Regions from separate parts of the Homo sapiens genome. Here regions 1 and 3 are each linked to region 2. The links are chromatin loops, found by intact Hi-C in ENCODE. Cell type or tissue: CD14-positive monocyte. All regions are shown on one strand. Links, peaks and the distances in the headings refer to the core of each region. The heading gives the core; the rest is flanking DNA.

Region 1 (10,751 bases), core at 3,286-8,285, 200 kb before region 2:
TTCTTCACCTACTCTTGTCCTCTCATTTATATTTTCTTTTTATCTGTGCAGGCAGGTGCTGTGGAATGAGTGTTTTCTGTTTTCTTCTCTTTATTTAAATATGTTTTGGTAACAGTTAAGTACTTCTATAAGCCTACCCACTTCACCCACAAAAATTCTCTCATCCATACCTTCCATGTTTCTGGAAAGTTAAATTCTAATAGTGCCTTTTCCTATGAAGCGAGTCCATTCAGAAGAGCAAGTGATAAACAAGCACAGACTTAGCCATTGGTACCTGAGGGCTGCAAGGCCAAGCAAATCCATTCTCCATCAGGATTTCCTGGGGTCAGAGGTCAGAGCACAAAGAGGTTCCAGCTGAGGGGCAGGAAAATAGTACTGAACCCAAAAAGGGAGAAAGAAGGACCTGCTCCATAAAAGCAATGTAAAATAAGGCTCCACTTTGGAAACCTCTGTAAGCCGTTCACCATCCTGTCCCCCAGCTTATTCTTGTTTCCCTTTAGCCCCAACACCAACACTTTGGTGTCAATTACAGAATTCATTTTGAGGCTACAAGTGAAGGGAAGGGGATAGGGGATGAGAAGGTGATTCAACACATACATTCAATCAATGGTAAGACCAGATCACAGCCCTGTCCCTGCTAGAGTAGCCAAATGTTCGTTTACCTGAGACTGAAGAGCTACCCTGGTTGCAGGACTTTCAGTGCTAAAATCTGCAAAGTCCTGGGAGAATGATGACTTGGTCACCCTAATCCCTGCTGACCTACTCTCTAGAAAAATATACAGGAATAATTTATAACCCAGAAGTCATTTATAATTAGATATTAAAATAAATACCAAGATTCATTGAGTTAAAACACTTAGGATTTGTACATTTTTCTGTAGTATTTTACATTTTAATGTAAATTTTACTTTTAAAAGATCTCTAGTTTTAGAAGGTTGTTATTACTGTGTCACAAATAATAACTGCTATGACTTCATAGGTTACTAATCAGCAAACAGTTTAAATATTTAATTTGAACTCAGGTGATCTGTTTACAGATAATTATACAATGTAAAAAGATAGAGGGAAGTTTGTCATTAAAAACTGATTGCATTTGGCAATAACAATTGAATATTTTAAATTTTAATGTTATATGTTGCAACATTATCTTGTAAAATAAAAACTATAATAATCTATTCAAATTACAGTTATCATATAAATATCTATTATTTGCTTTTCTTAACATTGTTGAGTCAAGTCCTTAATTCTAGTGAAAAGTGAATACAAATCTGTGAAATATTAATATGAATTACATTTTAGAAAATAGGCTTCATTGAAGCATCCAAAAATAGGAAAATAAAATAATGAAAATGAACCTCAGATTTAACGTATGTGGATATTATGAGTCAGCCCATAGGTCAGGACTTTATTTAAAGCCTCACTGCTTTATTTAAAATGTCAGAAATGGTAGTGTTCATTTGTTCAGATCCTAGGTGAATACAGCAGGCCATCCTAAATTACTTTGCATATGTTGCTTTTAAGCAGAAAAGCTAAGGATAACCCGGGAAAGAAAACTTGCAATTTATTTAACATCATGACCTATATATGCAGAAAGGTAGGCCCCTGCTCTCTGTCATGGATAGGAGAGAAGAGAGGATGCCTATGCTCTGGTGACCGCACCTCTTAGATAACGCAGGCCAACTGCTGTCCTGTTTGTCCCTGAGGCGAGAGCGAGGAGATGCGAGGAACACAATGAAGGAGGGGACTCTAATGCTTCAAGGGGTACTGCCAATCATGGCACACGAGAAAACACATGCAATTCATAGTGCCAGTCAGCACTTACTTCGACTGAAAGAAAGTAAAATGAGGCAATAACACCCAGACCTTGCTAAAATGTACAATGTTTCCCTTTCTTACTCTCTTCATATATCTCCATATATCTCTCTTTGGGATGACTATTTTCTCCAAAGGAGACAGTGTCTGTTGGAATGTGTATGTATTTGAGGTGATCTATATCAGCATCTGTGATGGTTCATGTTCTGTGTCAACTTCACCAGGCTATGGCCAGCTGTTTGGTCAAACACCAGCCTAGATGTTGCTGTGAGGGTACTTTTTAGCTGTGATTAACGTTAACAATCAGTTGTCTTTGAGTGAAGATTAACATGAAATCAGTAGACTTTAAGTATGCAGAGTGCCCTCCGAATGACAGTGGGCCTTGTATAATCCATTGCAAGCCTTAAGAGCAAGATGGAGATTTCCTGAAGAAGAAGAAATTCCCCTCAAGACTGCAACATCAACTCTTGCCTGAATTTTCACAAATTTCAGATTTGCTAGCCCACACAATTGTGTGAGACAATTCCTTAAAGTCTCTCTATTATATGTAATATAAAGTTCAAAAGCTATAGAGAGAGAGCTTTCAGAAGTGCTCTCTCTCTCTGTATATGTATATATACACACATAGAATATGCATTATGTATAGATATATACATATAATCGAGTATGTATATGTATTCATATATATATACATATATACACACACACACACATATCCTATTATTTCTTTTTCTCTGATTTCTCTGGAGAACCTTAAGTAATGCATCATCCTTCTGAAAAGAAGATCTAGAACATTACAACCAACCACTGTCACAAAAGGACTCTAGTACCAATCAAGCTTGCTAGAATGAGGCTGTCACACCTGACTAGGAAGGTCCTTCTGCTGATTCTAGCAAGCTGAGGAAAATGGTAGAGGGTAGGTAGAGGGTAGGTAGAGGGTAGCTTTCCCAAGGCTCTTGGTTGACCACAGTTTGTTCTGCTTAAAATATAGTATATATGTTCTTAAGAAGTCTTGTTACAAAAGTACCCATAAAGACGAGCTTCAGTTGGAGAAGGAAGGGGATTCAGGCCTAGAGACTTTCAAATGCTCAGTAGTAAAGTCCTGTTTATCCTGTGGGAATTTTGATCATGATAATTTTTAATAGCTGCAGAATTAATCTGTAAAACCCAAACATCACTGAGCAGGGTTGGACCACATCTAGTTTTTGCTCGTGGGTTCAGGCCTTTCTTCCCCTTTCTCTGCCAGCAGTTTCATTAGTTTAGGGAGCCAAACCACATGAACAAAGTAGCCTCCTGCATTGAGGGTTGGTCCTAAGAACTGCTAGTTCGTCATTACCAGGCCAGACTAACCAAAGACTTCACCTGAAAAGCTAGCCTTGTCCTTAGGTAGTTCCCTCACATTCAATTAGCATTACAAAAACACATGGTGCAGGGAAAAGGCTCTCATTTCAGTGTGAGTCATCCTGTGGGCAACTTGTGATCAAGGTTTTTCAGCTGTGAGCTAGTAGAGTTAGGTGCAGAGATTTAAAGTCCCCTCATTCTTTTTTCTTTTAGTCAGTTCAGAAGCTAGAATTGGGGGTTTGCAATGCAATGGTAACCCCAAGAATGCATGGCATATTCCCTTAGAAAAGACTATTTAAAATCAGAAACCCAATTGGATGCTTCTGCCAGTATCTACCAAAGATTGATACTTTGATTCTACAGATGAGTCCTGCACACAAAGACGTGGAGACAAGGGGCACAGTTTGCACTGGGGAAGCTCGAGGTCTCTGACTCCACCTCACATGCCAACCATAGTGGGTTGTAGATATATCCCAGAATATATTCATTAATCTACAAATAACTATTGAGTGCCCGTGATATGCCCAGTACTTTTCTAGGTGCTGAAATCTGTGTGCCCAGTTTCCCAGAAATGGTCTGGGTACGGCACCTCTCTTAAGAATCTTTCATTACAGGGAGAGGTGTATGGAACTTGTGAGCTTGGCACTAGTACATGAGAATACTTGTGGCTACAGTGAGACAGAATATTCTTGATGGGAATATTACATGTTCCAGAAATCTGTATGCATAGGCCATAAATTAATTGCCTGATCACCTTACTTGGTACAAATTCCTCCAATTTCCTCTCCCACAACCCTACTAATGGGGAGTTTAAAAAGATGAAATGGCAAAGACACAGTGGTGCCCAGGCCACAGCTGGCCAAAGGTCCTGAGAGTTTTCAAACTGTATTTTGGTTTGGGGTTTTTTGTTGTTGCTGTTTTTTTTTTTTTTTTTAATTGTGAAATATACTTACTCAATTATCAGGCAGAAAGGAGAAGGAGAGCACCCTCAAATGTAGAATGTAATAAAGTGAGGACTAAACTCTGATCTTTTTCTTCTCTTGCCCAAATTCCTATCTAAGGGGACTGGAGAGTCATACCCTACAAACCATAAAATCTCATCAGAGGAGTTTCATTTAACCCTATATAATGTGGCCTGCTTTCCAATGTTGACTCTGGCACAATACCACATGCCAGACAGAAAAACGAAGGAAATCAAAATAATTTATCCCTGAATATGTTTCTTTGTCATATTTTTAAATGGCCTGCATAGCTGTTCAGTGGCGGTAGGTGGGGCAAGGGGATTGCATCTGTAAAGAATATCTATTACTATAACTAGATCTTTTCCCCTTCCAGTCTCTCCCAGTCCTGAAGAGATTAACTGAGAGTCCAACATCTTTTAGAGATCTGAATAGCAAACACTTGTCAACTAGAGTCTCTAAGGGCAGCCACGCATGAGGCTTCATGTACATAACAAGAACCGCAGTCTCCACAATCCCTTATCTTGAACCTGACACTCCTTTCTGTTGATTCCAGGACTTTAGATCATAATAACAATTCTTTCAACCAATTGTCAGCCAGAAACTCTTTGAATCCACCTATGACCTGTAAGCTCACCCCGCCCAACTTAGAGTTGTCCCGCCTTTTGAACCAAACCAATGCATACCCCATATGTATTGATCATGTCTCCCTAAAATGTATAAAACCAAGCTGTGGCCCAACAGCCTGGGCACCTACTCAGGGCCTCTTCAGACTGTGCCTCAGGCCTTGGTCACTAATATTTGATGCACAATAAACCTCTAAAATATATTACAGGGTTTGACTCTTTTCACTGACAAAAGGATAATTTTTGAAGATAAGGACAGGGTTAGGAAGACAATAGGAAGACAATAGATAAGGACAGGGTCAGGCCTTGGTCACTAATATTTGATGCACAATAAACCTCTAAAGTATATTACAGGGTTTGACTCTTTTCACTGACAAAAGGATAATTTTTGAAGATAAGGACAGGGTTAGGAAGACAATAGGAAGCAGGGAAGCACCTGGGGCCAATGGCTGTGGGGAGCACTTAGCTCCCCCAGTCCTGAGGTGGCAAAGGGAGGGTGCGACTACCTGCACGAGAGCTGTGGCCTTTGGGGAAGGACCACAGCATTCGTGTGTGGTTTGGCAGAGAGGGAGCAGAGGGGTAACCTCCCAACCTAATGTTCCCCTCATCCTGCAGTTTCCTGCCAGCACCTCCCATAGCCACACCAAAAACAGGGATGGGCCAGGCGTGGTGGCTCACGCCTGTAATCCTAGCACTTTGGGAGGCCGAGGAGGGCAGATTACCTGAGGTCAAGAGTTCAAGACCAGCCTGCCCAACATGGTGAAACCCTGTCTCTATTCAAAAATACAAAAAATTAGCTGAGTGAAGTGGCGTGTGCCTGTAATTCCAGCTACTTGGGAGGCTGAGGCAGGACAATTGCTTGAACCCAGGAGGCAGAGGTTGCAGTGAGCCCAGAGCGTGCCACTGCACTCTAGCCTGGGCTACAGAGTGAGGCTTTGTCTCAAAAACAACAACAACAACAACAATAACAACAAACAAAAACAGGAATGAAGGAGATGCTTGCTACAGTCCATAAAGATGAGCAGGATTGGAAGGGCAAATGGAAACTCACCAGCACAACTGCCATTCAAACAACGCATCAACAGCAAAAGTGCTAAAGCAGTTTGTATTGCTTGAACTCCTGCTCCAAGGTAAGGTGAGAGGCACCAGGAACTGCATTCTCTCATTTGATCCTCCTCACATAACAGTTGAGTTATGTGAACTTCTGGATAAGGATCAAATCTGAAACTCTTAGAGCCCCAGAAACAGAAACAGTGTTATATCCATGGGAGGCAGGAATGAGCAGTTCCTGTCAAACCATTTGAAAAGAAAAAGGGGACTCTGAACAGAATACGGGGGGACGGGGTCACTAACAACACAATAGCTCTCCCCACCTCGCCACGTGCACAACTCATAGCCTGGACTCCTGAGTTCTGGTCTCCAATTTGGCCACTAGCAAACCTACCTAAAGGAATGCTTGGTTCCTAGTCAGTTGTGTTGACACAGAGTGAATGGAAATGAATTACTTCTCACTTCCTGGTTTGGAGTCTGTAAAATTATCACACTGTCACAGAAACAAAATTAGTCAAAGCCCCAAGTGAGTCATTAAATTAACACCCCGTGAACTTGACTCTCCTTACTTGATTCATAAGACAGTTTACAATTTTAAACACCATTCTTGGGGAGGAAAATTTAAAAAGGGCTTGTGTGGAACTTTCTAGATTGACTTCTGGGATCGCCCAACTGATGGACATCCTCCATTTTTAATACATTGCCCTGTTGTTGACCCTGTTGTCAGGTTTGGTCGTTTGTGATTGCATGCAGGTGACTTTCTGTAGCTAGAATTCCACACCCTCATAGTATTAGAATCTGGTTTACCAGTTAGGATTGCATTGACCCTTGCAGTGAGCCTCTGATGCCGGCTGGAACTCAAACTCAGAGAGGGAGTGTTCATAGGCTCCCTAAGGGTTGGCTGCATTGGCACTTTTACAACCTGTGTTAATGGCCAGAAGCATATTCCTTGACCAGTAGGCTTGTTCTTATGGGCAGTGGATGAGGCCAGCCTAGCTCACCAGGTGATGGGTCATTAGGTAGCTGGGAGGTGGGAGGCCAGAGGTCACAACCTCCTCTTTGTCTAGCGTGTGAGATGAGGAAAGTGACTCCTGGGTTAAATACCCATCTGTGCTGCCCATGGTTCTTGGTGAGAGTCTAGCATCCCATAAAACTGAGCCAGCCTTGTTCGGCCCCACCCCCCGACTCCCACCTCAAGTGCTGAGCACCTGCCTATCAGCCCTCAAGCCCTCCCCTGCCCTGCTCTGTGCTGCAGATGCCAGCCATGCAAACTGCAATTCCTAGGCTTCCTTGTCTACTGGCTTCTGCTTAGGTTTGGCTGATGGAAGGAAGACAGACAGGACATTGGAGGGTGGGAGGGAGGAGGGTAGAAGCCAGGGTTTCTCCCCTTATCTCTCGGCTTTGGCTCTCATGTCTCAGGCAGTGGCAGCATCTTCTTCATGGATCCAGCTCACACCTTCAGGGCTCAGGTGACAGCACCTCCACCTTCGTTCCTCCTACCTTAACTGTTGCTGACCTCTAGGTCACCTCACTGTCTCCTTCTATGTGCCCTATCAGCTTTTCTACTAACTCCAGTCCCCTACACCAAATTCCTAGCATGGGTTCTGTCTTCCTGTCTGGAACCATCTGATCCTCTGCCTCTCTTTTTATTACTTAAATAGGCTCTGCTACTTGCTCTTTCTAGTGTCTTCTGCAAAGATCCAAAATGCCTCTATACTTTCCACTAAGAGATCCCTCCCTTCCTTGGTCCTGGCCAGCCCAGAGCAGTCTGGACTTCGGATTCCTGGAGAAGGGTCTCTTTACAGAACAAGCAAGGCCTAGGACCTTGAGCCCAAGGTGGCAAGCAGCCAACTCACTTCTACCTCCCTGAATTCTGAAAAAGCCCAGAGATCCCAGCATTTGCACAAAAGGTCACTGCTCATTTTAATCAAACCACATTGCTCTGAATGGCTGGGCTGTGGCCTTCAGTCAAGATTTCCTGCATGGCAGATTTTCTCTCCTCTTGGACAACAGTGATACTTGCTGCAAGCATCCAATAGGGCTTGAAATTACCCTGGCAAGTTGTTTACTCTTCTTGAGAGTGGCACTAGGCTCTGAGCAGTGTTTGTCTAGCACCGTCATTATTTTTATTAACTATACCCTTGCACTTCCAAAGTGTGCTGTAAGCTCTGTAAATATTTTATTAGCCTTTGTAATTAGTCGTTGCATTTCACAGCCCTGCTGAGAAGTGGGTCAGTGTGACAATCCCCATTTTACCACTGATGTGGAAAAGAGCCACCCAGAGATAGGAAAGAGGCCTTGGATTTGAGGGCAGAGGGTACAGTTCTTTCTCTTTCAAGGGAAGGCATGGACTTTGCTGGAGTTTATAGGGATCTGATAGTGTGCAAATACTGAATAAGAAGAACAACTCTCCGTCCCCTGCAAATGGATGAAATTCCCTTACACAGGAAGGTGTTGAGAACTGGATTTTAAAAATAGGAAAAGTGGCTAATGCATAGAAGCTGCTATCTCATAGTAGCCACCCAAGAACCTCAGTTCCCACTGCTCTCCCTTTCTTGCCTTCTCATTACTACCTAACGCTTGATTTATTCACCCTTGGAGGGGGATGGGGAGCAGGAAGAAACAAAGACAGCTGCGGTCTTCAAGGAGTGTGGTCCAAGAATGTGACCTGTAAAATCTCTTATTGGAGATAGTTTATTTGTTTTCTTTTGTGATCAAGTATATGTTGATTTCTAAACATGTTTTCCAGGGTGAACAAAATCATAGACAGCTATTAAATTAGCTTGTTGGCTGTAATATTTAAATGCTTTCTACATTGCTTATTTTTAATGCCTTAATATACTGAATAATGAAAGCTGTAATAAAACCTTCTACTATCATTGTGATTTTATAAAATTCTCCTTATATTTCTAGGAGTTTTTGCTCTTTAGTTTGCTATTATATTTTTGAATGCACAAAGGTCTGTAGCTGTTCTATCGTCCTCAAGGATTATTTCTTTTATCATAAACAATCTAGTTCTTTTCTTCAATTCATGGTGTAAGCCTCAAATTAAGTTTTATAGTAAAATGTCATCTTTCTTGTTTTTTAATTGTTTGCATTTGCCTGGTATATCTTTGATCTCTAAAATCAAGATTAAAATAAACATTTCTTTATTTTTTTGCTTTTAAGTATGTCTCATACACTTTATACAGATGCAAATTTTGTGGGGTTTTATTGTAGCCTGAGAGTCCTTTTTTTTTTTCAAGAAAAAGGAGAAGTCAACTCATTTATGATTATTAGTTTAAATGGTATATTTATTTTCCTTTTGTTCATGTTTTCTATTTATTATACTTGTTGCTACTGATTTATTTTTTTGTTAGTATGTGCTTGACTGAGTTTTTTTTCTATACTACCACCCCCCAACTACCACCATTAATTTCCAACTGTTATTATGCTTCTCCATTTTGCTAGTGGGTTCCTCCCTATCTTCATTACCATATTTAAGCCTATATTTCCCATTGATATATGAGATGAAACAATGGCCATTCTGTCCCCAACAAGACATTTTGCCAGCCCAATTCCCTTTACCACTCCTTGTGAAGGGAACTTTGGAGCATTTCTTACTTATTATAGCATTTCTTTCCTCCTTCAACTTTCAGTTTTGCTAAGAAATTATCAATTCTAAACCATTAGTTTTCCTTTTCAAGTATTTATCTACTGCTGCAAAAATTCTGCATTTACACTTTGCATTTCCTTGTTATAGTATCATCTTCCATTTAGATCTTTTTTAGAAAGTAGGTTATTTAATTTCTTTCCATTTTTGCCTTTGTTTAAAAGTTTTTAATCATTTTAGACTTTTCTTGGGTTTGCCAAGAAAGCAAAGGCTGACTGGGACTATGATCCAGAGGATGGCATGAGTGTCCAGACAGTGACAGTGGGAAGGAGGACGATAGGACAAAGATGCACTATTGCTCAGCCATGACTGCAGGTGACTGTTTGCTCTATCCAGGGAGATGCCATGAATCCTGTCTCAAAACTGTCTGTCCAGAGGAAGAAAGAGGATGTGTTTATCCACCAGCTCAGGACTCTCCACTGGTCAAAAGTTTGCCTTCTGCAGCGTTAACTCCCTTGCATTTCCAGGTTGCACAGATGTGGGAAGTGAGTGGGTTCCCACAGTGGCTCCTGCCTGGGATTTCACAGAGAAGCCCAAGAGCATGAAGTCAGAAGCATAGGGCATGGATCTGAGGCAAGACACTGTCAGGTTACACCTGCAGGAAGCTGGTCAGATCCTGTGTAGAACTGGTTACCACAGCTAAGGTTTGAATAACACAGGTGAGGTAGAAACTACCTGAAGCAGTACACAGAGGGTTTACAATGCAAGTGTAGTGCCTACAAATAGTTACACAGTCAAATCATATCAAAAGATTTAGAATAAAGAATTACAATTCTCCTGCAACCCTTCCAGTCCCCAAGCCCACTTCCTAGAAGCAGTTTATTTTTGCCTCCTTGAACTGTTTTCTCCTGATATTAACCTGCATATTTCTAAGTAATTTTATATTGCCAGTGTTTAGAATCTACTGATCCCCTGTTTAAATGATTTAAAATTTCATAGTAATATCACCAAAGGCCACTTCTCTGCTCCCATCCTTCTAAATGCTAACTAGTTTTTTTAATACAGTCAATGTTTACATTATTGTGCCTATGTAAATGACATTCACAGTGGAAAGCAGAGTATTATATTTTTTCCTGTACTCTTTTTCATTTTCCTGAAGTTAATGGTCACCTGGTTTTATTCATTGACCTGGGCTTTTTTATGTAACTATATTTTTTTCCCACATGCTGCATCTGATTTATATCACATACTTACCAGTGTTTTCTTTTGGAATACTCCATAATATCAGATGACCTTTGAGTAAACAGTTCCCTTTTATTCCCTTTAGATCCCTCTTTTGGAGCCTTGTCTCTTCTGCGATCCGAGAGGACT
Region 2 (10,751 bases), core at 3,399-8,398:
ACTCAGACTTAGGAAGTCAATCCTGCTTCCAAATGCCTGGTAGAGTGAAAACACGAATCTGCTCAGCTCCCACTCCTATTATGGTTTCTGTGGCTGCCACATGGTGACACCATTAAAAATGGGTTCTGCGGCCGGGTGCAGGGGCTCACATCTGTAATCCTAGCACTTTAGTGGGCCGAGGCAGGAGATTTGCTTGAGGCCAAGAGTTCAAGACAAGCCTGGGCAACATAGTGAGACCCTATCTCTACAAAAAAAAAAAGAAAAAAAAATAGCCCGGCATTGTAGCACACACCTGTATTCCTAGCTACTCAGGAAGCTGAGGCAGGAGGATCCATTGAGCCCAAGAGTGTGAGGCTGCAGTGAGCTATGATCACACCATTATACTCCAGCCTGGGTGACTAAGACCCTGCCTCTAATAAAAAAGAAAGAAAAAGAAGAAAGAAAGGAAAGGAAGGAAGAAGGAAGGAAGGAAAAAAAGGAAGGAAGGAAGGAAAGAAAGAAAAAAAGAAAGAAAGAGAAAGAAAAAAGAAAGAAAGAGGGAGGGAGGGAGGGAGGAAGGCAAGGAAGAAAGGAAACAGAAAGAAAGAGAAGAGTTCCTTCAGACTTGCATGGATGCTCCTCCTCTAGGGTCAGAGCCACAGTGCTCAGCTGCAGCCCAACTCTTAAGAGCGCTGTTCTCATACAGTCACATGACTGAAGGATACAACCAATGTCATATGCAGCTGGTCCAGCTGTGCACAGAAGCCTCTCCTGTATAGGCCTCTGCACAGTCTGTGTTGCCCCAGCTTGGGCTGCAGGGTTGCAGTTCTTTTGATTGACATCCACATGATCAGCCAGTTCCATATGCACAGCTGGAAGACCATCCAGCCACAGCTCTCCTCCCTATCTCGGCCCTAGCTCTTGCCCCACTCCCTGTACCCCCACACACCAGCCTCTAGTCCCTGCTGGTGAGCCTGGCTCACCAGCCCAGGCCTCCTTCCTCCCTGGTGTGTTCGCCTTTGGGCTTCTTGACGTCCTCCTGCCAGGGAGCCTCAGTCAGGATAATCCAGTGTACCAGAGAGGTCCTAATGCCTCAGAACATTAACAGCTTGGGGTACCCCACCAGTCACATCCCCTCCATTCTCCTCTATTCTTCACTCACTCAACTTCCATCTTCCTACCTCCCCTCCCAGGAAGCCTAATGATATGGGCTGAATAGTGTCCCTGTAAAATTCACATGCTAAAGTCCTAACCCCAGTACCTCAGAATGTGACCCTGCTTGGAGATATGGCCTTTAAGAAGGTAACTCCGGTAAAATTAGGTCATATGGGTGGGCCCTAATCCAATAGGACTGGCTCCCTTATAAGAAGAGGAGATTAGGACACAGACACACAGAGAGGGAACACCGTGTGAAGACACAGGGAGATGAGGATGGCCTCTGCAAGCCAAGGAGAAAGACCTCAGAGGAAACCAACACTGCCGGCACCTTGATGTTGGCCTTGTAGCCTCCATAACTGTGAAAAAATTAATTTCTATGGTTTTAGCCACACAGTCTGTGGTACTTTATTATGGCATCCTGGCAAACTAATACAAAGCCCCTTGCAAACTTCCCCACCATCCCTCCTTCCAGCTCTGCCTCCCAAGGGATATTAGGAAGAGCCAGCTTTGTTCAGGCACAAGAGGTGTCCTCCCTTCCCCGAGGGCAGTGGTGGCCTCCTCATCTTACATGTTAATGACAAAAAGGAGCCATTCTCATTTACAAGGTAACTTCCTGCATCCCCCAGCCAGAGAAGACACTGTAGGCTTCTTCTACTACAACGTTTCACTACCATAATTGAACCCACCCAGCTACCCGCACTGACTCCCAAACTCAGGTCTGTGAGCTTTTGTTCTTGCCTTGCACTGTCAGCAAACGTTGGTCCTCCCAATGCTATGGCATGGTAATGACACCACTTAATTCTCTATTTCACTCTCTAGAATTGGTGAGGGAATATACAGAATGTTATTTTTCAAAAAAATTTTAGCTGCCTGGAAGGAAGTCTCTGCTCTCATACATAGAAAAGTAACAGGAATATTATCTCCCTCATGTGCAGAGCTACCTTGAGTGCCTAAGGGACTTCCCCAGAGAGATCCAAAGCAACACTGGGTCCCTGAGATGGGAGTCACTGCTAATTTGGTTCCCTGGGTCACATAGAACTGGAAGGAGGTGGCATAGGGAGAAGGAGGCTGGTATTTTCTCTCTGCTCACAGGACTGCTCTACACTTTACATTTCCCAAAGGCCATAATTATTTCCCGGAGAAGAAATTCAAATGACCCAGATAGTTAATTCAGTGAGATTGGCCCAGAAAGTATTTACCTAAAAGGCAGTTTTGTCGAAAAGAACGTCACAACATAGTCAGGGCTTGCTCTCATTGCCCGAAAAATGCAGGGGCCAGATCCAAGGCTGTAAGCCTAATAATTAGAGAGGGCAGGAGGTTCTGGAGTTTGGAAGGCAGAGACAGGAAGGGAGAGTCAGAGAGAGGGAGGCAGAGTGTGAAGGCAGGAGGGAACAAGAATGAACGAGAGAAACAGAGAGAGATTGTCTTGCCAGCCACTCAACACAATGACCAGCTCAGGGGCTATCCATGATGCACCTGGATCCTAGAAGTTCCCTCTGCAAGGAAAAAAGTAGAAAAGCAGAGAAGCTTATCTTTGGCTGCCTCCATCTCCCTTTTCATGCTCATCACTGACCAGCTAGAACCATGTTTTTCTTCCTCCAAGGCCCCAGGTTCTCCTCCCACCATGACTGAGCAGCAACTTCACATTATCCCCTGCTGTTATCCCTAGTCCAAACACTAATTCCCTTAGTATAATACAAAGAGCTCAGCTTTGAGTCAGGAAGGCACTTGCTGGTGGAATTAACTAACACAGATGCTGTGTGTCCAGCACCATGCTCAGGATTAGACATGAGCTGACTACATTGCCATTGTACAAATAAGAAAACGGAGTGGCAGGTGCTCTACGGAAGCGTGATGATCTCAGCACAAGGCATTCCACTGGACGTAATAAAAGCAAATACTCATTAAGCAGTTACTACGTGCCAGGAACTGTGCTAAGGCCTTTGTTGGAAATTATTTCATTAAATTCATGTTTAAAAAAAAAAGTAAGTATAATTATTATCTCCATGCTATAGATAAGGAAATTAGGAAAAAAGCCAGGACTTAAACCCAGGTTTAATCACCGTGCCATTAATGAGCACATTACTAGGCCTCTTTGTGCAGGAAAATGTTGCAACAGATTGTCAAGGTCCTTTTCTCCACCCTCTCATCCCTGTCCAATGAACAACCCCAGGCAGCTACCAACAAATTGACCTTCAACCCCTGAACTCAATGATAGGTCTTCGAAACAGCCAGAGTTGAGTTACATGGGGTTAGAAAGGCTGTGCTTATGGAGAGTGACTCTGTCGTTCGTGTAGCTATGGCATGGTTTGCACTCTTGGGGAAGGGGCTTTACCTGCTTAATAACCCTGACCTCTACCCACCCTGCACTCTTCCCTGATTGGATGAGGTCGAAAAAAGCTACTGAGAAGTTCTTGTGTCTTTGGGCTCTGGCAGCCTGCAGGAGACCTGCATTCTTCCCTGCTCCCCAAATGTAGGGTCGGCCCCCACCTGGGGAGGACTGCAATGGTTCAGCAAAGCCTGCTTGAGATGTAAGTCTGTCTAATCATAAGTTTGGTATTTTGATATCCACAGTTGCCACATAGCTAAGGTTCATTCTCTACCATCAGCTTTGCTGGTGAGGATGCTGATTTTCCGTTGTCAATCCAGAGGCTTTCTAGATCTGCCTCAATGATTCAGAATCCAGGTGGAGAAGAGACATGCTATACACTGGACTCAAATTCCAACAACAGAAGTTGTCTTGTACAGAGCAAGAATGGCAAATGGGCTGAGTAAAACTAAGGGAGCCCTAAAAGAGTTAGACTAGTTCTAGGTGCAAATGTCAGTACATAGTCCAACCAATGAGAGTTCAATGACTCAAGATTAAAAAAAAAAAAACAGGCAAAGCAGTGGCTCACAACTATAATCCCAGTGTTGGGAGGCCGAGGCAGGAGGATTGCTTGAGCCCAAGAGTTAGAGACCTCCCTGAGCAATATAGCAAGACTCCGTCTCAACAACAACAAAATTAGCCAGATATGGTGGCACACACCTGTAGTCCCAGCCATTCAGAAGGCTGAGGCAGAAGGATAGCGTGAGCTCAGAAGTTCAAGGCTATAGTGAGCTATGATCACACCACTGCACTCCAGCCTGGGGACAGAGTGAGATCATGTCTCCAAATAAAAAATAAAGATAAATTAAAAAGCACTTTCTACTGTCCCATTACTTGAGTCACAATATTTCAATGCATGCAAAAGTATATATAGGTATTTATCCAAATAGGTAGCTATCTCAGGTGGGTAGGCATATAGGAATTGTGAATTTAGTTTCATTTTTTTCATTTCTTAGGATTTAGAGTCTATTTATGTGATATTTGAGGATCCTGCTTCCATGGACTGACATTCTTGCAAGCCCAAGCACAGAGCTGACTCTGCCAGCATCTTTTCCAGTTCTACCCCACCTATGAGAACCCTAAGAGTTAGGGACCACACAGGACAGATCAACCCTCTTTGTGATCCTGGCTGTGCCACTTATCACATTCAGCCTGTTTCCTCCTCTGGAAAAGAAAAATAGCAGGACGTCCCTTGCAAGGTATTTTTGAGGACTAATTGATAAGTGCAAACAATTTCTGAATGTTTATAGTCTTAGTTTGAAGGAATAAAACTTAAGTGGAGTTAAAGATAAAGGGCAAAAAGACCAATGAGAGAAAAGGGGCTAGAGACCATGTGGGGATTTAGTGGATTTAGTGCTGCTTGGAGGAAAGCCCCTGGGCAAAACAAGATTAACTTCTACAATCTTCTCCAGATTCTGAGAATGCACCAGATCACGGAGCCTAAGACCAATGTCTTGGTATTTGGCCTACACCTTACCACACAATCGTGCATTAAAAGCATAGCTCAGGGTCAACAGGACCCCCTGGTTTCCTGTGTGTCAGTCTGGCCTTCCCAGTCAGAACACAAGCTCCTTGTCTCACACGGGGCGTCTCTGTGTGCCCCGCAGCCCTGGGTGCAGAGCAGACCCTCAATAAATATTTGCAGATTGTCTGCTGGGAACGAGGCCTGACTTACTCCAGCTGCATCACAGACCTTCTGCCACCTCTGGGGCCCGTGGCTGCCTTTCAGACCTCAATGATACAGACGAAATGTGATTGCTACCAACTGTGGATAAAATAACCGTTTCCTTATACTCCAAGGGGAGAAAAAGCCAAGGTAGAGGCCTGGAAGGCTGTGGTGGCCACTGCAACAGGGCCCATGTGAATATCACAGACCTTCCATTTCTGTGACATAGGGAAAGGTCAGGTGAATGCTGACTTTTCTGGCTGGCTGGGGCATTACCAGGGCAGTGCAGCAGGGCCCATAGGAGAAAAAAATGGATGGGAGGACAGGAAGTCACCAAAGAGCCCTGCATTCTGCAATGATGTGGCGCTCTGACCACGCCCAGCCGCCCAGCAGCTCCAGCGAGGAAACAACTTCCTTTTGTGGTCTGACCCTGGCTGGCCGCCAGGGCTTCAACAAGAGCCTTGTGATGTGCACTTTTGAAATGTGTTGGTGGTGCGGAATGGCATGTCTAACTCGTGTTTAGTGCCCTTCAGCGTTTACGTCTCTTTCCCACGCCCACTGACGCAGACTGGCTGCATGTGGGGAGCTGGGGTAGTCGGCCAACCCAATGCCTGACCTTGTGGCCGGGGCACTTGAGACACGCTTCCTTTTCCCCTAAACCTGGCCTCAGTCAGGCCAAGGGTACGGCTCCCTGAAAGGACAAAGAAAAGAGAAAAGGAAGCCTGACTGATACTAGCTGCCAGACAGGCATTATGTTGTTTTTAATCTTCATGACAATTCTGTGGGGTTTTATGGCCTCCCTTTTACAGATGGGGAAACTGAGGTTCAGAGAAGTTAAATCTTTTTCTCAGGGTAAACACAATTAGAGCATGGGGAGCAGGGACTCCACCCTAGCCTGTCTCCTCCAATGATCAGACTCTTTCCAGACACCACAACTCCTCTCTTAAGACCCCAGGGTCACTCTCCTTGGGGTCAGAGGCAGCCACACTCCATGTTTCTATTGCCTGCATCCACGTCACAGATCAGAGTTTGAGAAGGGTCAGAGTCAGCCAGGTCAGTTCTCTCCATGCCCATACTTTGCTTTAAAGGCTTTTCACTCGATTTGGGTTGTTAATTCTCAAAGTATGTCCGTCAACGTGCAAAAGTTACTGTGCATATTCTTTTCCCACTGTTTTCTTGTTTTTCTGTTGTTTGTTACCTAAGGTAGCTCCTGCCAGTCTCTGTGTGTACTAGGCAATTCGTGCATTGCTATAAAGAAATACCTGAGACTGGGTAATTTATAAAGAAAAGAGGTTTAATTGATTCACAGTTCTGCAGGCTGTCCAGGAAGCATGGCAGCATCTGCTTCTGAGGAGGCTGAGGAGGCTTTTACTCATGGCAGAAGGCAAAGCAAGAGCAGGCACGTCACATGGTGAGAGCAGGAGCAAGAGAGAGAGAGTGCTAGGGGAGAGGTCCCACATACTTTTAAACAACCACATCTCACAAGAGCTCACCACTATCGTAAAGACTACACCAAGCCATGAGAGATCCGCCCCCGTGACCCAAACACCTCCCACTAGCCCCACCTCCAGCACTGGGGATTATAATTCAACATGAGATTTGGGTGGAGACAAATATCCAAACTACATCACTGTGGAAACACCAGCAAGTTGTCTGAGTGGTCTCTAGGAAACCCAAACCCCAACCAGTGGATGATAAATAGCCCCTCGTTTGTGAAGTGCTAACACCTTGGTGACACAGCCCTTCACGTCCCCTCCACTCACGTGATCTGGGAGGAGCTGCTCCAACCACACAGCCCCTGCCTTGGGCTAGTGCCCTCAGGAGATTAGAGTTCGAAGGCACATTGTTTATTTGGGAGGTAATCCCAGGAAATTCCAATAGGATAGTAAGGAAAGTGAGACGGGGAAGGAAAGGACAGTACAGGGGGTGTTCCTGATCAAGATGCCTCTGTGCGCAACTGGGCTCAGTCCCATGATGGCTCTCTGGGAGACTGGATAGGACATGCCTCAGAGTTGTGCCATCCAAGGGACAAGGAAGCTGGTGCATTTGCACACCAGTCATTGGTTTAGGGCTGCTCCCAGGTCAAAGTCCCTAGGCAGAGAGAGACATGTGGCTGCACACTTGTGGTGGCTCATACCTATAATCCCAACAATTTTGGAGGCCAAAGCAGAAGGATCACTTGAGTTCAGGAGATCAAGACCAGCCTGGGCAACATAATGAGACCTCATCAATACAAAAAAACTAAAAATGAAAAAATTAGCAAGACATGGTGGCCTGCACCTGTAGTCCTAGCTACTTGGAAGGCTAAGGTGGGAGGATGGATTGAGCCCAGGAGTACGAGGTTATAGTGAGTTATGATCACACCACTGCTCTCCAGCCTGAGTGAGACCCTGTCTCTTAAAAAGGAAAAAATTGCATGCTTGAGGTCAGCAGGTATATGGAAATAAAAGGTGCCATGGGAGATGGGCAGCTGCCAAGAGCACAGCAGGAGCCTCCATGGTGGTGCCATACAGGCTACCAGGAATGCAGGACAAAGCTCTTGCCCTCTTCCCTTCCTCCTCCTTGTTGGTTTAAATTTGGAAGATGCTACAGCAAGGGCTGTAGGCTGCCTTGTCTGCCTGCCTGCACACTTTCTCAGGGATCTCAGACCAGGGAAGAAACCATTAGGGGACCCTGTCCAGATTGGTGGAGTCTGAGGAGATAAAGATGGGGCACGTGGACTGGTAATCACTCAAAGGCAAACCTTCCAGAGAGCAGAAGAGGACTGACCCAGAGATCCCTTGATGAACCTAGCACATCTGCTAAGTGACCACTTGACAAGCTGAAAGACTGCAGTGAAAGCCTGCAACAATTGTAAGATTTCCAAACTTTTCCCAGGAGTTGTCCGCTAGAAGCAAAGATGACTGCAAAACAGAATCAAGCATGGCTCCTCTTATAAACACAGGGTGGGGTTGGGGCACAGGAAGAAGGAATTATTTGCAGCCTGTGGGAGGGGTGAAGGGTGCTGTGCCCCATTCCTTTACTATCCAGCAAGGAAATGACTGCCTCCTTTTCCTCCCATCGACAATCCTCCTCCTTCCTTCTGTTTCTGTTTGTCTGGATTCCCTCCGCTTATCCCTGCGGGCTTCTTATCCCCATCTGGTCTCTCTCTCCTCCTTCTCCCCACTCCCCAGCCTCCTCTTTTTGTGTCTCCCGGGGCCACTGGGTCCCGAAGGTGCCACATCATTATCTCCTGTCTTACTGCTCTCCCTTCATTCTCTCTCACTCTCCCCCGCCTTTCCCTGGGCTCCCAAAGGCTCCTTCCTCATCCCTTTTTAGAGACTTGTGTGTGCCTCTGTGAAGGGTTTGGAGTTCCCGCAATAGGAGATGCATACATAATTAGTGGGAGGGAACGAGGCATATGTGTCCCAGTGGCATGTTGCCTGTGTAGGTTGCAAATGGAGGCCTGGCAGCCTCGTCCAGTGCCAAGAACTGCTCTGAGCATCAGTCACCAGCAGCCTTCCATTCAACCACCTCCTTTTAGCCACGATCAACATTTCAAAAGGGAACGCACAAGGCCTACAGTAGGTTCCTATAATTCACCCAAGGGTTGAGCCTGCCGCTGGGAGACAAGCTGCATTCTTCTCTCTGAGTGAGCTATTTTTAAGAATGCTCCCCCTTCGTTTCCAGTTCCCATTTCAGCCCAAGCACTGAATTAGATTCTTTCTTCATTTTGTAGGCCCCCGCCTCTGTTATTATATAAAACCATTTCAGCCCTTAAGGAGTTGGCATCTGACATCCACAGCTTCTGAATCCCCAGAACAGAGAAGAGAAGGAATAAACAGAAGGGAGGGAAAGAAATGTTCTGTTTCCGCTTCAGCAACATGAATTGTCAGACAGTTAAATAGCAACAAAGTATTTGGTGTTAATCTTTAATATTCCCAGGAACTTATCACCTCCTCGTTCAATCCCAGAGCTGCCATTCTCCAAGTGATTCTGGCGCCTCTCACAAGATATCACACCTTCTATTATGCTCTTAAAAAAGTATCCACCAGAGGGGAGTTCTTAGTGATTAGACCGAAAAAAAAAAATGTGAAGCTGCTCCTTGCTATTTGCAAGGAAATGACTGAAAAGGGGTGAGCCATGGATTCCTTCTCCATCAGTCTTGCCTGTGTTAAGCAGACCCTGCCTGAGCTCAACTTCTGATGTGATCTTTCCCTTCCTCAGGCTCCAGAGTCAAGGGTGGTATTTGACAAATACCAGGGGAAGAAGGCAGCCCGAGAAAGTGGAAATGGAGAGGGGTTGGGGGCAGTCACCATAGCTGACTGTGCCTCCACTGACAGCAGCTCGTTCCCACCCTAGATGAGGTAAGCCAGGTGGCTTATCTTGTCATGCAAATGACAGGATGCTTCCTTAATATACACCGTGCATATGTCATCTTAATGTGGGTTCCCCCATAGGCAGATCCTGAAGCCAAGATTTCAGTGGAGGTAGTTTATTTGAGGAGTTCCTAGGACCACCTGTAGAAGAGTCAGAAGTGAGACAGGAGGGAAGGAGCCAATAAGGGTTTGTTGTCAAGCAACACTGTGGGCAACTGGAACTTAATCCCCCTGGCCAACTCTGGGAGTCAGTACAGAACACACCTCAGAGTTATTACACAAGAAGGGCGAAGGAGCTGGAATATTTCTCTACCAACTCCTGCTAACCCTTGGTGGAGGACTACTGGGAGGAGGGCATGAACTCTCTGGCTGTTTGGGCTTGTGCACACTGTCTGCAGAGAATACTTCCAGCAAACAGATGCAAGCACTGGCTGTTGAAAGCAATGGTAAGCTAGAGGGGATATGAACATGGCACATACAGCAAACATCAATGACCTATATCATCTGTGTTTGGGGGTTACAGCTACAAAATAAAGAGCAGGAATCTAAATTTAGCATATAAACACTGCCCTCGCTAAACCAAACTCTTATCCCTGAGTATCTCCTGAGTTTCCAGGTATCAAGCCACATAAGGTCTAGAAGTCTTCGTTCACCCTAACGCCATAGTGGTCAGGGACTTTATAGAGGAAGGGTTTCTCCTGTTTGTAGAAAGAAGTGCCTGGATCAAAGTTCCTGTCCGCCCCACAGATTGCAGGACTTCATAAGGCTGACCATTCCTTTCTCCCTTCTTCTGGAAGCTGTGGGTTTAGAGTGTGCCCAAGCAAAGCAAGGCAGGAAAGAGGAAGAAGATGAGTTACTCCCTCCCTGCCTGTTCACCTCTGCCATCAGTCTCTTCCCAAAACATGGATTTTTGTAGAAACTCTGATTGTTTTATAATGTGTCCACTGACACTCTCCCCCTCCTGGCTCCATGAGGACCAGGACTGGGTCTTTTCCAGAATTGGACCATCAGGTGGTAGATACTCAGTAAGCTTTTCTTAAATGAATGAATGTCATCATTGCCCAACTTAGAACCTCCTTTGGCTCCCCATTACCTATAGGATCAAGTCCAAATCCCTAGATATGACATTCAAGGCTTTTTCCAATTTTCTACCCATTATTTCCCACACAAGTCTCATGCCCTGCCATTCCTCTACATGGGGCTAATGACCATTTGTCCAAAA
Region 3 (10,751 bases), core at 3,887-8,886, 320 kb before region 2:
CACTCCGTGGGTCTGTGTTTCTTGGGTTTTCCTTTTCTGTGTGTGTGTGTGTGTGTGTGTGTGTGTGTGTGTGTGTGTGTGTGTGTGTGTGTGTGTGTGTATGAAGTCTGGCAAATCCAAAATCTGCAGGGTGGGCCGGAAGGCTGTATGTAGATCCAGGAAGAGCTGATGTTTCAGTTCAAGACTGAAGCCTGTCTGCTGACAGACTTTCTTCTTGCTGAGGGAAGTTCAGTCTTTCATTTTATTCAGCCCTTAAACTCTTTGGAGGCTCACCCACATTTGGAGGGCAATCCATTTTAATCAAAGTCCACCAATCTAAATGTTAATCTCATCCAAAAACACCTTCACAGAAACATAAAAAGTAATGCTTTACCGAATATTTGGGCACTGTGACCCAGCCAAGTTGACACATTGTGTTAGTCCATTCTCACACTGCTACAAAGAACTGCTTGAGACGAAAAGAGGCTTCATTGACTCACAGTTCCACATGGCTTGGGAGGCCTCAGGAAACTTACAATCATGGCAGAAGGTGAAGCAGGCACATCTTACATGGCAGCAGGTGAGAAAGAGCAAGCAAGAGCAGGGAAAACTGCCTTATAAAACCATCATATCTCATGAGAACTCACTCACTGTCATGAGAATAGCATGGGGAAACTGCCCCCATGATCCAATCACCTCCCACCAGGTGTCTCCCTCAACACCTGTGGATTACAATTCAAGATGAGATTTGGGTGGGGACATAAAGCCTAACGATATCACACATAAAACTATCACAGCTGACTTTTAGTGTAGCCTTGGTCAGATGCACAAAGGTTGTCCTTGTCACCCTCTTGTGGTCCAGCTCAGCTACCAAGGTTGGACTCTTCCTATATGGTTTTGGGGACAAAGCAAGAGAAAACTTGCATTTTTTTCACCCTGACCTCTTTCTTATCTCTCCTCTAGGAACCTGAAGTAGGTGCAAGCAAGTGGCCAAGGAATGGGGGATTAGGAGTCTTGGTCCTCTCTTCCTCAATTTTAAATAAATCAGAGGAATTTTGAATAAGAATCTGCTATGATCAAAAAGCTGTTTATCTGAAATGGTTGTTATGAGTTCTTGATCAGAGAAAATATTAGATGCCAGTGTCATAAGTCCACTGGCATAAGATATATGCCTTGTGAGTGTTTGCAATATTGGGATTAATAATGGGACATCAAGCCTAGGGTTTCTCCAAGCTTTCTTGTGGACATTTCCTAGAAGGACCACTTGTATGATGGCTAGACTAACATGGTGAGTGTCTTTTGGAGAAAATGTGATGCTTTGGGGGCAGATATAAACTGGCCCTAATATTTAAGAATGACTCAAATCCTTTTTATTAGAAATAATATTCAAGTGACATTATGAACCAATTTTGGATTTCACAGAATTAACTGTGCAAAATGATCACCCTGAGAATATCTAAATCTGGGACACGCTGTGACCTTCAAAGTTTTATATTAGGAATTCCTCCTCTAGGTGTGTCACTAAGTCAAAGGATTTCAGCATTGCATAGATCACAGCAAAAATTAAATCTATGGCATTTTCTTTAGATAAAAGCTTGTGATCAGTGCTACCTGTAGTGTTCCAGTTGTCCCAGGAGCTACAGACGTTTTTAACTACTGAGATGAGAATGAAGGTTTACACTGTGTTCCTGAAGAATGAATAATGGGAGCTACATTGTCATTCTTATATTTTGTGGCAGGAACTTCCTGCCATCTTGCCGTGAGCTAATTATTGGTTTACCTCATGAATGGGCAAAGTCAGTTAATACATTCCCAAAAGATGGTACCCTCCACCCCCTGCCAATATTCTAGATGGCAGGATGTTCATAAAGTATTAGAAAATCCCAAGGTCAGTAAAATTCCCAATCAAGAACTCAGAATGTAGTATGTTGAGTTTGATTGTGTTTTTGCAGTAATATCATTAATAATCAGTTGTTGATAAGCTTAGCCAAGTCACATTTTACAAAGATTTAAATTCCCCAACAAGATCAGCAAGACGTTCAATGACTCTCAGTAAAGGTAATGTGTAAGTGTCTCAGCTAAATTGTATTTTCAGTCTCTATAGAGTCTTACCTCACTCAGACTAGAGTGCTGGAATAAAGTATGTTACCAGTTCAAGGGCATCTTGTTTGATTAAATATTCAATCAATCTCTTATACAACGCAAGAGCTCCATTTATAGATTTCAAGGGAATTAGCAAAATCATTATTGAAGGCTTTAAGCAGACGATTGACATGTTAGATTTGTACTTTAGAAGGGTCTTTCTGACTGTGGTGTGGAAAAAGGCTTGGAGTGATAAAGATTAGCAACAGGGAGACCAGCTGAGGTTCTACAGAGAATGGAAGGGTCTGAACTGGGCCAGTAGTTGTAGAGTTGATGAGGAGCTATGTACCTGGGCATCAGTCTAGACTCACAGCTCCCCAGTTACAGGGCACATAATGGACCATGGGCACTATTGCTGTGATCTAAATCCAGCCTCACGTTTGTGTTGAAGCCATGCTTCCCATGAGCTAATGTCAGCCAGTTACCAAGAGTGGCAGTAATACAAGTACGGGGATGTTTCTGGGAGACCTGGAGCTCCCCTAATGGTGTTTGTGGCTTAAAACTCCCCAGTGGCTTTGCGGAACATTCCTTGCACTGCACAACAGTGTGACACTTCCACCCAACCTTCTCTCCCTCTTTTCTTCATTCGAGGTCGCACTCATTGTGAGCTTCTCCTGGCTTCCTCCACATTTTCTCTCATAGATATTTTCCTTAACAAAAATCCTTGCATGTTTAACCTCACCTTGGCATCTGCTTCTTAACGAAGCTGGAACAACACAAGGGCAATTTCAAAAAAATTTTTTGTGTGACGGAGTCTTGCAATATTGGCCAGGCCTCAAGTGATTCTCTTGCCTCGGCCTCCCAAAGTGTTGGGATTACAGGCATGAGCCATGGTGCCCAGCCAAAAATATTTTAAAAGTAGAATTGGCAAAGGAATGAGGGAGAAATGAGTCTCCTACCTCTCCCCTGTTTCTGAGTAGCAGGAGGGTGGATGGTAGAACCCAAGAGAGGAGCAGGTTTAGAGTTGAGGGTTTCTTTATATCTCTATGGTTTCTGTGATGACAGAGGAGACACTAATGCCTGAGAGACCACTCTTTGCCTTTTCTTACTTCTAAAATGTATAAGAACGTTGCTGTTGCTGCTTCTTCATCACCTGAGGTTTGATTGTAATGGTGCAAGTGTTACACTACTGTTATTAATTAACTTCATTCCACCCTTCAGTTGTAATCCCTGCACTCTTCCAAGAACGTGACCATTCAGGTCTCCATGCTTTTTCTCTTGCTGTCCTCTATTCTTTTTCTAGGCTGTCCTCAGCCTGGAAAGCTCACCCAGAATTGCCTTCTGAAATATTTGACTTGCTGGAAGTGGCTGTGTAGGAGAATGGGAAAGCATAGTGTTTCAGTCGCGAGCTGGGCTCTTCAGCTCCAGCTCTGCTGCTAAGAGAGGCAGCTGTGTTGGTCCTGGAGAGGACTACAGGGAGTCAAATTCTTGTTCTGTCACCCATGAGCTATATGACCTTGGACAAGTTATGTCATCTCTCTGTACCTCGGTTTCTTCATCCATAAAATGGGGATGGCAAGAATCTCCATCTCATAGGGTTCTTGTGAGGTTTAAGAAGTCAAGCTTACAAGATCAGGAGATTGAGACCATCCTGGCTAACATGGTGAAACCCCGTCTCTACTAAAAATACAAAAAATTAGCTGGGCATGGTGGCAGGCGCCTGTAGTCCCAGCTACTCCGGAGGCTGAGGCAGGAGAATGGTGTGAACCTGGGAGGCGGAGCTTGCAGTGAGCTGAGATCATGCCACTGCACTCCAGCCTGGGTGACAGAGCAAGAGTCTGTCTCAAAAAAAAAAAAAAAGAAAAAGAAGAAGTCAAGCTTAACAATGACTGGCACATTGTCTGTGGTCAATATGTGAGTGGAGAATTTTTAACCTTTTTAAACCTGTCTGGGTCCTTAGTTGTAAAGCAAAGGTGTCAGACTAGATGACCTTATCAGTTGGTAAAACCTAATTCACATGCTGCCTGACCTGCTCCCCCACTCCCACTCTGAGAGCTCATCATTCCTTCCTAGGCCTTTCCACAGTGTGCTGGGACACCTCTAGTTGGTTCTCATGCCAGTTTTGCTTTATGTTTTACTTGGTTGTGTGCAAATCTGTCTACTCCACTGGATAGGAGGCTGTTTGAGTGCAGGGAATATTTTTCCTTGTAACCCCAGAGTGATCAGCACAGCAGGAACACAAAAATTCTTGTGATTAATTAAATGATTAAGGATGGCTTCTAGAGAGAGATGGTCAAAAGTGGGATTCTTTTTAATAGCAGATATGTTGATTAAATTCTCACTTGTACCAGTCACTGTGCTTAAGTACTTTTTAAACATTATCTCACTTAACTCTCATCAGCCCTAAAGATAGGCATTATATTCCCATTTTGCAAATGAGAAAAGAGGCTCACAGAGATTTAGGAACTTGCTAAGTGAGTGGCAAAACTGGGATGGAAACCCAGCTCTGTTGGCTTCTATAGACCATGTTATTCACGCTACATTGCCAGAGTCTTTGATGCTAAACATTCCTCAAACTCTTATAGACTAATTTGTGTTCATTATGGTCTGAATGTTTGTGTCCTCCCAAAATTCATGTGTTAAAGTCCTAATCCCCAGTGTGATGGTATTTGGGAGTAAGGCTTTTGGGAGGTAATTAGGGTTAGAACAGGTCACGAGGCTGGGGCTCTTATGATGGGATTAGTGCCCTTGCAAGAAGAGAAAGAATCTTTCTCTCTTTCCATGCTCATACATGGAGGAAAGAACACGTGATGACACAGCAAGAAGGTGGATGTCTATAAGTCAGGAAGAAAGTCTCACTAGGAACTGAATCTACCAGCACCTTCTTAGACTTCCCAGCCTCCAGAAGTGTAAGAAATGTCTATCATTTAAGCCACCTAGTCTATGATAATTTGTTATAGTAGCCCAAGCTAAGACAGCGTTGTATTTCACTTCCATCTTGGCCACACACTCAATAAACACTATGTTGTCACCTGCCTGCCAATTGCACACCTCCCCATCCATCCCTGGCAATTTTGGTTGTCATTCCAGGCTGGCTCTCTCCAGTGGTCCATGCACTAGACCTCTCCCTCCCCATCAAAAACATCCTGTCCGCTCAGAACCTTGCCAGTTGGATGCGTTAGTGCACATTAAGGTGTTAAACAGTTCAAAGGGTTGTTTCTTTGGGCCAAGACTCTTGCTCAGGCTATTGATAACTTGAACCCCACATAGCAGCTCTTTGAGTTCAAGGCAGGCTGGTGGGGAGATACAAGGGGAGCAGAAGGGCCTTTTTGTCCCTCCTGAATAAGATCTCAGCTCTCAGACACTGTTACTTATGCAATTCCATCAGTTTCTTGAGAGAGGTATGATCCTGGGGGGAATCTGTTAATAGAAACATAAATCTAGGAAGGCCTCAGAGCCTCTCATTTCACAGTTAGGTAACTAAAGCCCAGCAAGGTTACTCACAATGACACATCCAAAGTGGCAGAGCCAAGGCCAGAAGGAAAGCTCTGTCAAGGAAGGCACATCCTTCTTAGAGCAGGGCTCACTCTTGCATGCATTCCCTGCTTCCCTTTCTTTCTCCTCCTCTCACATACTTCCTTGTTGCTTTTGTTGAGCAGGAGGGCTAAATCACAGCCAGTTTTCAGAGGTCAGTTTCCAGGGTAGGCAGGTGCTGAGGTTATGCAACTACATGGTGAATCATTCTGGAAGGACAGCTCAAGCACATTCTCATGTGGTCAGCTCCACAGGATGTGGCATTTTTCTACAGCTGCAGAGAAGCTGGAACAATCCTATCTGCAGGATAAAACCCCTCTTAAGAGTTTTAACTGTTTTAACCAAGCCTTTGAGGAGCTCTCCGCGCAGCAACTACAACAATCCTATGGGCAGCCACGGGGGATGGAAAAACCCTTTACAAAGACGATTTAACCCCCAAGTTTGGGTAAATAAAATGTGGATCTACCAGGAGAAAATAAATATCCAGGAAAGGAGCCATTCCTTAGAAAATTATAAGTGACCCAGATTGACTCAAAATTAGAAAACCTGTTCAGACCAATAATTATAGAAGACCCAGAAACATTGTCCAAGAATTAACTGAAAGAAAAGTCACCAGTTCCTGGTAGGAATATAATTGAGTAATTAAAAAAAAAACTTTTAAGGAATCATTTTTTGTTATTGTATAAATTATTTTAGAACATAAAAATGTGAAAAGCTCCTCTGATTGATTTCACAAAGCAAATTTAACCCTGGTACTAAACTATGACAACTGGCATTCCCAAAAGAAAATGCTGAACCAATCATCTCATTTACAAGTATAGATATAAAAATTCTAAATAAAGAGGCTACCACTCAAAAGTATACTGAAAAGAATATGCAGGTATGCAAGTAGGGTTCAGGGTACTAGGAATGCAAGAATGTTTCAAAATCAGGAAAGCTAGAAATAGAATGAATCACGTAAGTAGACCACAGAGCATTAACACAGTCTACATCTATTCCTGATGTTTAAATACGAGTAGAATGATATTTACTTGAGGTGCTGGTTATTCCCAGTTTTTGCTCCCAGATTTGTTTTTCTCCTCCCTTTTCAGTTCCTGTTTTGTGTCCTTCTGTGGCTGACCTCCACAGACCACATCTTTCAGGCTCTCAGATCCTCTGTCTTCAGACTGTGCTCAGCCATTGGGTATGGGCAGAGGAAGGAAGGTGAAGGGAAGGATGCTTGGAGTGTTTGTCCCCTCTATCCCTTTCATCCCCTGCGGTTTCAGCAGTGGCAGTGTTCAGCAGTGGATGTGTTCCTCCTCAACTGCAGCTCCTCTAGGCAGACCTTCCGGCATGGCTATGACTCTCACAGGCTCCAGTGATATTTTTCCCTCCCTTTTTTCCTTCAGGTTTACGGGTATTAACAGATTCCCACAGTTGCTATTCCCTGGACACCTCACCATCTTTTTGTGGTTCCCTTAACCCGTCCAATCTCTATGCTTAGTTTCCTTGTTCAATTCTGTTTAGTTAAATATTTTTCGGCATATTGTCTTACTGCCAAGATCTTGACTAATACATCCAGCATGATGAATACTATTTATCATAGATCAATAAAGAGTATTATATTTATTAGAGTAATTAAATTATCTCATAATGTAATAATAGATGGAAAACCCTGAATTTTCCTCTTTGACAATTTTTGGGTCAATGAGAAAATTGAAACTGAAATTTCAAACTCCATGACTTAGCAATAATAAAATACTGCATGTCAAAATTAATGTAAGATGGCCAAAGCTGATTTCACAGAAAAATAAAGCCATAAACACATATATTAGACACTACAAATGAAAATTTTAAAAAATGTGCTCCAGAAGTTAGGAAAAAATATCACAAGTAGCATATGGAAAGCATAAATAATAAAGTAAAAGCAGAAATTAATGAATTACAAGACTGAAAAAGAAAAAACAAATTTTAAAAATTTGAAAAAATCATATTAGAAATAAAAAATAAAAAATTAGAAAGAAGAATTAATGAAATGTACAGAGGACATTCAAAAAAGTTTCAGGGAATGTTTGGCAAACCTGGGTACAAATTAAATTGAAACTTGGATGAAATAATTAAGTGTCTTAGAAAACACAGAAATTACCAAAATTCACCCTAGAGAAAATAAGAATTCTAAATAGATGAATAATCAGAAATTAAGACTAAAACATACCCTAATCACCAGGCCCAGATGGTTTCTCAGGTAAATAATTTCAAATGTTCAAGGAACAAAGAATTCCAATACTTAAACTGTCTCAAAGCACAGCAAGATAAGAAGAGCTTCCACGGGAAGCCAAAAATAACACCACCACTCAAATCAGAGTACAAGGAAGATGACCAAACTCATTTATGAATATTGCTGTTAAAAATGTATGAATAATAAAAATTAGCAAGTAGACTGCACAGATAAAAAAAGAAAAGGTCTCTGTCATGAAAGCAAAAAAGAAGATGGGATACCTTGGTAATAAAAATTCTGCAGGTTACTGGGATCCAAGCAGTCCATTTTGATACCCAGAGATTTGCAACAGCTTAAAAAAACTTGCAGATGAATCATATAGCCTACAAATATGGAAAAAAATTAAGTAAAATTTTGGTATGTAATCAATGCAAAAAATATATATAGATGGTAGTCTATTTTTATCATTTACTATCATAAATTATGCTCATCTATTATTAAAAGTTTAAATTTATCAAAACTTATGCATACACATACAGGCCATACATGTTGCCTTTTGCATGTAATGTAAATATACAATACATGCAATATATTGTATTTTGAGAGAAATGTAAATATACAATATTAAATCATAACTGCATAAACTTAATTAGAATACATACTGTACTACTGTAATAATTTTGTATTTACCTCTTGTTACTACTGGGTCAGCTCCAGTGTTGGGGATATCTGCTTAAAACACCATGTGCTGCTATTCATCTCCTTGTGAACAGTTTGTCTCTCCAGTAAATTGCATATCACATTAAAAAATGATCTTTTGTGGTTTCCATGTATTTTTCATATTGCAATACCATAAACCTTGAATAACATCATGGGACCCATACAAACGTGCCAGTACTTGAAGTGCTCCCGAGTGTCAGAGAAAAGTCATGACATCACCAGAAAAGACAGAGTTGCTTGATATGCACCATCAATTGAGGTCAGCAGTTGCAGTTGTTCACCATTTCAAGATAAATGAAACCAGTGTAAAGATCAAAGAAAGAAAGAGAAAGAAAGAAGAAAGAAAGGAAGGAAGGAAGGGAAGAAAGAAAAAGAAAGAAAGAAAGAGAAAGAAAAGAAAGAAAGGAGAGAAAGAAAGAGGAAGGAAGGGAGGAAGGAAGGAAGGAAGGAAAAACAATTTCATGAAGCCATCACTGCATTAAAAAAAAGTGCATGAAACCTTGCACTTTTTGTGAAGTACTTTTTATCACATATTGAAAATGTGGCTTTTCTGTGGGTGCAGGATTGCTATAAGAAAGGCATACCTTTATACTCTAATATGATTCAAGAAAAAGTGAAGTCATTATATGAAAACCTAAAGCAAATGGAAGGCAAAGAATCTAAAGCCTGAGAATTTAATGCCAGAAAAGGATGGTCTGATAATCTTAGCGAAAGGCCTGACTTTTAAATGTTAGACCTAAAACCATAAAAACCCTAGAAGAAAACCGAGGCAATACCATTCAGGACATAGACCTAGGCAAGGACTTCATGTCTAAAACATCAAAAGCAATGGCAACAAAAGCCAAAATTGACAAATGGGATCTAATTAAACTAAAGAGCTTCTGCACAGCAAAAGAAACTACCATCAGAGTGAATAGGCAACCTACAGAATGGGAGAAAATTTTTGCAATCTACTCATCTGACAAAGGGCTAATATCCAGAATCTACAAAGAACTCAAACAAATTTACAAGAAAAAAACAACCCATCACAAAGTGGGCGAAGGATATGAACAGACACTTCTCAAAAGAAGACATTTATGCAGCCAACAGATACGTGAAAAAATGCTCATCATCACTGGCCATCAGAGAAATTCAAATCAAAACCACAATGAGATACCATCTCACAGCAGTTAGAATGGCAATCATTAAAAGGTCAGGAGACAACAGGTGGTGGAGAGGATGTGGAGAAATAGGAACACTTTTACACTGATAGTGGGACTGTAAACTAGTTCAACCATTGTGGAAGACAGTGTGGCGATTCCTCAGGGATCTAGAACTAGAAATACCATTTGACTCAGCCATCCCACTACTGGGTATATACCCAAAGGAATATAAATCATGCTGCTATAAAGACACATGCACACGTATGTTTACTGTGGCACTACTCACAATAGCAAAGACTTGGAACCAACCCAAATGTCCATCAATGATAGACTGGATTAAGAAAATGTGGCACATATACACCATGGAATACTATGCAGCCATAAAAAATGATGAGTTCATGTCCTTTGTAGGGACATGGATGAAGCTGGAAACCATCATTCTCAGCAAACTATGGCAAGGACAAAAAACCAAACACCGCATGTTCTCACTCATAGGTGGGAATTGAACAATAAGAACACTTGGACACAGGAAGGGGAACATCACACACTGGGGCCTGTCATGGGGTGGGGGGAGGGGGGAGGGATAGCATTAGGAGATATACCTAATGTAAATGACGAGTTAATGGGTGCAGCACACCAACATGGCACATGTATACATATGTAACAAACCTGGACATTGTGCACATGTACTCTAGAACTTAAAGTATAATGAAAAAAATATATATATATAAAATAAAGAACAAGTGAAAAATTATGACATATATAAGGTATTAATAAAAGTGCTTCTTAACACCAAAAAAAAAAAAAAAGAAAAAGGCTTGACTTTAAAATGTCAAGATAACAGGAGAAACATCTTCTGCCAACTAAGAGGCAGCAGACAAGTTCCCAGACACCTTCAAGAAAGTCACCAAGGAGAAAGGACATTTGCCTGAACAGATTTTTAATGCAGATGAAAGTGCCTTATTCTGGGGGAAAATGCAACAAAAGAGATTTATGAGTAAGGAAGAGAAGTAAGCACCAGGATTTAAGGCAGAAAGAGATAAGCTAACTGTATGTTGTACAAATGCATTCGGGTTTATAATCAGGACTGCCTTTAT

The links. A loop is a pair of places that touch in the nucleus more often than their neighbours do. Peaks named below come from ENCODE experiments on the same cell type or tissue, not always from the same donor. Only the 100,000 strongest peaks of a DNase experiment are listed, where the experiment ranks them.
Region 1: a loop joins it to region 2, with 4 times the contacts of the local background. A loop is called at or near these places in 2 of 110 quality-filtered maps.
Region 3: it touches region 2 in a loop (1.9-fold over the local background); 3 of 110 quality-filtered maps call a loop at or near these places.

Annotation. Positions count from the first base shown.
Region 1 is chr3:40,917,051-40,927,801 of GRCh38, forward strand. No RefSeq gene overlaps it. Among named protein-coding and RNA genes, the nearest start is that of CTNNB1, 280 kb to the right of the region's middle. RefSeq lists an enhancer at 2,917-3,466. In CD14-positive monocyte, for the core only: no CTCF peak of the experiment used is centred there; a DNase peak (open chromatin) is centred at 6,291.
Region 2 is chr3:41,111,969-41,122,719 of GRCh38, forward strand. No RefSeq gene overlaps it. Among named protein-coding and RNA genes, the nearest start is that of CTNNB1, 82 kb to the right of the region's middle. RefSeq lists enhancers at 3,170-3,464, 5,585-5,714. In CD14-positive monocyte, for the core only: no CTCF peak of the experiment used is centred there; a DNase peak (open chromatin) is centred at 5,653; H3K4me3 peaks cover 381 bases; H3K27ac peaks cover 1,684 bases.
Region 3 is chr3:40,794,810-40,805,560 of GRCh38, forward strand. The region is part of intron 2 of LOC105377043 (a long non-coding RNA gene); the gene reads left to right. Among named protein-coding and RNA genes, the nearest start is that of ZNF621, 280 kb to the left of the region's middle. In CD14-positive monocyte, for the core only: no CTCF peak of the experiment used is centred there; DNase peaks (open chromatin) are centred at 3,974 and 5,772; H3K4me3 peaks cover 375 bases; H3K27ac peaks cover 1,706 bases.